2 separate regions of the Homo sapiens genome follow, and region 2 is linked to region 1. A link is a contact called in ENCODE Hi-C or POLR2A ChIA-PET data. All regions are on one chromosome and are shown on one strand. The core of a region is the stretch at or near the end of the contact, and the rest is flanking DNA. Distances in the headings are between cores, read along the strand shown. Region 1 overlaps LOC102724765 (a long non-coding RNA gene). Region 2 has its middle 86 kb from the start of CARMIL1.

What was found. Hi-C counts contacts between places; a loop is a spot of excess contacts on that map. ChIA-PET counts read pairs that join two places held with the same protein, here RNA polymerase II (POLR2A). Pooled maps may share reads with other maps.
Region 2: a loop to region 1 is called in a map of endothelial cell of umbilical vein, with 2.2 times the contacts of the local background. The contact joins two enhancer-like sites. A Hi-C loop is called at or near these places in 1 of 168 maps with a recorded cell type or tissue (endothelial cell of umbilical vein), 1 of 37 single-sample maps with no recorded cell type and 2 of 50 pooled maps. POLR2A ChIA-PET finds 5 or more read pairs at or near these places in 2 of 52 experiments (both activated T-cell).

Annotation. Positions count from the first base shown.
Region 1 is chr6:25,013,673-25,016,858 of GRCh38, forward strand. LOC102724765 (a long non-coding RNA gene) reads right to left here. Exons shown (of 2, transcript NR_187803.1): 2 at 1,280-1,911. It also overlaps a transcript of RIPOR2 not described here. Among named protein-coding and RNA genes, the nearest start is that of RIPOR2, 79 kb to the left of the region's middle. Within about 2 kb of position 1,704, at least 12 of the 41 ENCODE cell types and tissues checked have a DNase peak (open chromatin) inside an H3K27ac peak, as active enhancers do.
Region 2 is chr6:25,191,606-25,194,791 of GRCh38, forward strand. It overlaps the pseudogene RNY5P5. Among named protein-coding and RNA genes, the nearest start is that of CARMIL1, 86 kb to the right of the region's middle. Within about 2 kb of position 1,671, at least 15 of the 41 ENCODE cell types and tissues checked have a DNase peak (open chromatin) inside an H3K27ac peak, as active enhancers do.

The DNA of each region.
Region 1 (3,186 bases), core at 454-2,953:
TGATATACTACAAGTTTGTGACCTGGGCCTATAGGGGTTCTCTGCACTGGCTCTTTTGTATAATTAATATCAAATTTTCAAATCAGAAAGTGAGTGTTGAAATGGTGCTTGGAGTTCCTGTAGTTCAGTCTCCCACTCCATGTAAAAAAGTCCTTTCTACAATAGGCACACTGAATTTAAGGAAGCTAATAATTCAAGCCAGACACTTGCACTTTCTTCGTTGCCTTTTTATTTTAAAAGATTATGGAGTGAGGAGTTAGGTAAAGAGATGGAGGTAGAGGGAAGTTTTGGGAAGCAGGCCAAAAATTTAGGACTGGAAGTGGCTTCAATGTTGATTTTGGGTTTTTGGATGATTCTCTCTTACGGTTACCCCTCGTATTTTTCAACCCTAATTTATCAAAATGCATCAGCAAGGTTGGGGCTTAGGTTTTCCAGAATTCCCAGAGGGAAACAGAATTTTAGGCCTGGAGCAGACCTTAGAATTAATGTTGTCAAATTTTCTTATTTTACAGATGAGGGAACTGAAATCCGTGAGCTTTAAACCGCTTGCTTGAAGACACGGCTGACATTTGTGGCTGAATCCTAATGTAGTTAATTTTCCTTTCAATGGGTCAACTTGCAACTGGTAAGTAGGATCCAAACAAAACTACAATCACCTTGAAATATCCTGTAGCCTTTTCTACCTCACATCTCAATAGCTCTCACTTTTTGAGAGACACAAAGATTTCTTTTTAAAGAAGCAGCTGGTATTTATTTGACTTCATGAGCTACCTTATCGAAATAATGAGATAACTAATAGAAGCTATTTCGAAATAGAGCCAACTAAAGATTGCACATGATTCTGGAAACAGGGTTGGCATGAACCACAGATAATCCCCACAAGTCATTTCACTAGTTCCCATTGTCCTAATAAAAGCCTTTGGAGGGGTGCTAATAAGTGTCAAATTAAACAATGTGTGTTTCATTTCCTCTATTTGCCCTCTGAAAGAGATGCTGGCAAAATGGCAGATACAGCAGTAGTGGGAAGGACAAGGAGGAGAAATGAAGGCACCAAAGAGCTCCAAAATTTAGACAGTCCATCCCTAAATGATCGAAAGTTGTGTGTAACATGGCACAAATTATTATGAGTTGAAATTTTTTGGTCACTAGGGACAAGGACACAAAACAGAGCCCACGAGTGTGTGAGAAGGGCCCGAGGGATCATTCAGTTTGTTTGCATTGTTGGGTTTTGTTTTTCTCTTGGTATGGCACCTACACACAAATTTGACGAGCCAAAATATGAATAAGAACATAGGCAGTCACAGTGACCTTTTATTAAATGCAGAGACAGTTATGTGTCACATGAAACATCAACAAAAGCCCAGTTCTGGTAGCCAGCAAGATTTTTTTGCCACATTTATACTTGGTCCTCTTTAATTATACAGAGTTGCCCCCAGAGTACTGAAATGATAGACTAGAACACGATGACTTCAGCAGGGGATCAGAGCTTTAGAGCTTCATCATTCATGTGAGCCAAGTGCGAAATTTCAGCCTGTCTCTCCTCTAAATGCAGTTAGGAGTCTTCGAAACCTTTTGTGTGAATCCAGGAGGGAAAATTGTCTGGCAAAGTCTGATAAGCATCGTGTCAAGAGCACATTTGTACTCTGGTAAGAAGCCCAGGCCAATTGCTGCTGGGTTGTCATGGCAACAGAAATACACACCATTTACACATCAGCTTCTGAAATGAGCACAAAATAACAAAACCTTTTCGACAGGATGGGAGGTGAAGGGAAGAGCAGCATCATCTGTGCAGCCTGGTGAAACGGTGTTTACGACAGTCTACACGGCACTACTGGGTATGCTGTCTCCTTGGATTGTGTCATATTTTTAACCCAGTGGGAAATTCATAGGATCCTCTTGACTCTGTAAAAACTGTGGGACAATTCAGTCACTTTTACCAAATCCTCATTTCCTTTTCAAACCCTGTTTACTAACTGATGCCAAATAGTATTATAGTAATTGGGAAATAAAGGAAGTCCCTCTCCTGCTTATTCCTTCCAAAGTACATTTCTTTACCTTTTCATGGAGGTTTGGTAGGATACTTACATATTGTAGAGGGAGGTGGAGAAAATACTCATATATTGTAGAGGGAGGTGGAGAAGGAGGAGGAGGTCTTTCATGGACCTACAGAAAATGAAGTTAATCATGGTTGGAAAGCCTCCCCTTAAAAACGCAGGTTTTTTGGTTTTTTTTTTTTTTTTTTTTTTTTTTTTAAGGAGTCTTACTCTGTCACCTAGGCTGGAGTGCAATGGCATGATCTCGGCTCACTGCAACCTCCACCTCCTGGGTTCAAGCCATTCTCCTGCCTCAGCTTCCGGAGTAGCTGGGACTACAGGCAGGCGCCATCATGCCTAGCTAATTTTTTTGTATTTTTAGTAGACACGGGGGTTTCACTATGTTGGCCAGGCTGGTCTCGAACTCCTGACCTTAGGTGATTCACCCGCCTCGGGCTCCCAAAGTGCTGGGATTAAGGCATAAGCCACCACTCCCCGTCCTAAAAATGCAGTTCTAAAAATGAATAAAAAATAACAATTCATTCCAGTAGTTCCTGAGGCCCAGGGCATCAACAAGAGATCAGAACTATATGGAATAAGCCCACAATGTTGAAAAATTTAGGCTGAATGGAAGCTGGATCCCTGAAGCTAATCTCAGCGATTTAAAGTAGAGAATAAGGATGGAATGCATCCCCTCCATTAGTCTTGAAGTGAAACCACAGGAACTCTATTCATGAGAAGTAAAATTAGCTGTATGTTCAGTTTTCATGACATTTGTTACTGCACTTAAGCATTCCACAGCATGACTTAATTGCTGCTGAAACACCTAAGAGGAAAGAGAAGGAAGGAAAATGAAATGTTTGATCTTTGAATGACAAAATAGTCACGAATCTGGGAACATTAAGTAACTAGAGATGGAGTTAGCGTCACAAGCAACACACAACAAAAGTCTTGTGTCTGGCGATAATAAAGTTCCCTTAACTGATTCATCACTTCTTCCCTTGCTATAATTATGAACATTCTTCAAAAAAGTTCTGACATTAAAATTTCAAACTCTTGTTACTTCTGCTTTTCTATCTCATAATTAGAAAAATTTATTAATTCCAATTTTAGTTCTGGGTTTCTAAAAATTTCCAGGAATAAAACCTAGGGA
Region 2 (3,186 bases), core at 421-2,920, 180 kb after region 1:
ATATTTTGTGTCCAACACCTTGAATCAGCTATTTCTCCTAAAAGTTTTGGTTCTTCTTGCTGGAAAATGTGTCTGGAAACCACAATCTAGGTGCTAGAGGATAGATGTCAATTTGAGGCCGGGTGCGGCGGCTCATATCTGTAATCCTGGCACTTTGGGAGGCCAGGCAAGTGGATCACTTGATGTCAGGAGTTCAGGAGCAGCCTGGCCAACATGGTGAAGCCCTGTTTCTACTAAAAACACACAAAAAAATTAGCCAGATGTGGTGGCACACACCTGTAGTCCCAGTGAGCTGAGATCATGCCACTGCACTCCAGCCTGGGCAACAGAGTAAGACTCTGTCTCCAAAAAAAAAAAAAAAAAAAAAAGTCAATTTGCTTACTTTTGGATGCTGTAAAGAATTTCCTTCAAACTGTAGACAGTCCTAACAGCACTTGATTATTTAGAAATTCATTATCTGGATCTCTTGCTTTTTATAAGTGCTTTTGTATCTGTGCCCTTTCTGAGACTCGGAGTTTAAAAACCATAACCTCTTCTTCACCAGTCCCTGGCCCAAAGTTTGTAACATGCTAGACACTCAGAACATATTCATTGAATGAGAAAAATCAGGCTTTAGATGCTAAAAGAAATGACCAGAAATGAGTTTCAAAAATATGAGAAGAAACGGCAGCATAGTTAGAATAACCTGGTAGCCTCTGAGGACATTATTTTAATAGGGTCTACATTTGCTTGGCTGTTTAAATTCATGTTTACTTAAAAAGAAATTACATTAAAGACCTATGCTATATTTTTGAAAGGGCATTTCTGAGTTGGTTCAAAGGTTGTGGGTTATTGTTAAGTTGACTGACATTGTCTCCTCCAAAAACCACCCTTGACTAGTTCTAAAACAAAAGAGTTTCTGTGAAAAGATACAAGTTTTAATTTTCTATTCAGGTCATCCTCAGAGAATTTCAACCTATGATGATTATCAGAGACAAAAAGGGGCAAAGCAGGTCTAAGATAACAGCAGATAGTGTGGATAAATGTGCCAAGAGTGATGGAAATTCAGCCCCTCCCTGTTGGGCAGGGAGTTGGCAGGGTTGGGGTACATGGCAAGTTAGCCGAGATGAGGCTCCTGGTTGGCTGGGTGGGGAAGTACAGGGATAGAATGCGCCTGTGAAGCTACTGATTGGCCCTGGACAGTTTGCAGCTTTGAGTGGGAGGGGTAGGATCTGAAGAAGAGCAACAGAGATCTTTGGCAGGAATTGGGGTAAGGTGGTGGAGGGGAATCTGGTTCTTGTTAAGAAGCAGAGAAAGGATAGGCAAAAACAAATGGTCTTACTGTCTTTCTCCAGTGCCTCATCTATTATAGCTTTCTGCTGAATTTTGCTCCCACAAACCCCTTCTTTGCTCTTTCTCCAGCTGCTCCCTTAATCATTCTATTCCTCTTTCTGGCTGACAGCCTCTTTCTCTAGTAGCGTTTAATTGACCTTAACTCACAACAGAGGAATAAACTTTTTGCTCACTAATGGCAAAAATCCAACTCTGGCTACTTCCAGCAAAAGACAGGTTAGCGTAAGAAACTTGGTATCAATGAGAATCATGTAGGCAAGCTAAGAGAACGGGCCTTGGAGATTGGCAGGATCCAGGGTAGCTCTAAGGACTAGAAAGTGGGAGCCAAAGGATTGGTTTCCCAGCAGGAACAGTCTGGTCAAGGAGGTCACTGCTAGGGTAAACCTTTTGTGAAAATCTCAGTGACCTCCCTTGGCCAGGTCATGAGAAGAAGGAGCTTATGAAGTAAGAGGCAGACCACTGGATTTCCTCTCCCATGAAGGCTGTACATGATAGAGCGGATGTGTTTGGAAACTGGCAGTGCTATTAGAAAGAGATAGTGAATGCCAAGCAGCCAAAAAAAAAAAAAAAAAGAAAGAAAAAAAAACGTTTTTTTACTCAAAGACATCAACTTATTATCACAATTACTTAGTGATTCAAATCCTGTGATTTCTCTCTTAATTTCTTAAATTTTCAAAGTTAGTGCTCTCGGTGTCTTAAAAACAATTTTTTTTAAATTTTTAAGATTAAAAACTTATGTCCTCGTTTTATTTTCTTCTGATGAGTCAGCGACCTTAAGAATCCAAAGCTCTGCACCCCTGGACTAAGGCCAGGAGTGAAAATCCATTACTAAGATTAGTCAGCCCTGAAAAAAAAACACCCTTTTCCCTCTGGCATTTTCATTACTTCTCTCCACCCCAGTAGAAACAATTAGCCGTTGAAACTAAGTTGTTTTTTTCCTTGCTTTTCAACTTATTATGAAAATTTTCACAATATACAAATGTTGAGAGTATTATATAATGAAACTCCTTGAGCCAGCTTCAACAATTCATCTCTGCCCACACACCCTTACATCCATGCATGCAACCTCACACAATTTTGTTCTCCTTAGTTGGATGATTCTAAAGCCAACCCCAGACATATGATTTTATCCTGCAATATTTTATTATGTTTCTCTAAAATACAAAGACTCTGAAGAACGATAACCATAATATCACTACCAAACCTAATACATTTATTAAAAATTATTTCCTATCCTCAAATATCAAGTCTATGGTCAAGTTTTCCCAATTGTCTCATCTATTTCTGGATCAAATCAGGATCCAAATGTGGTCTGTACATTCTGGCCAAATTTTTAAGGAGATTACAGTAACTGCCCAAACTTTTATAGTCTCAGTTTGAAGTTTGAACACAGCTTTTTCTTTCCATTTTTTTTTTTTGAGATAGCATCTTCCTCTATCACCCAGGCTGGAGTGCAGTTGCGCTGGAGTGCACAGCCTCTGAGTTCAAGTGATTCTCATGTCCCAACGACCTGAGTAGCTGGGATTACAGGCGTACACCACCACGCCCAGCTAATATTTGTATTTTTAGTAGAGAGAGGGTTTCAACATGTTGGTCAGGCTGGTCTTAAACTCCTGACCTCAAGTGATCCAACCACGTCGGCTTCCCAAAGTGCTAAGATTACAGGCTTGAGCCACCTACGCCCACCCTATTTATTTCAATAGCTCTTTGGGGAACAGGTGGTGTTTGGTGACGTGAATATGTTCTTTAGTGGTGATTTCTGAGATTTTGGCACACCCATCACCTGAGCAGTGTACACTGAACACAGTTTTTTCATTTTAGTTTTCTTTGGTTGGTAGTCTAAGCTCATCTCTG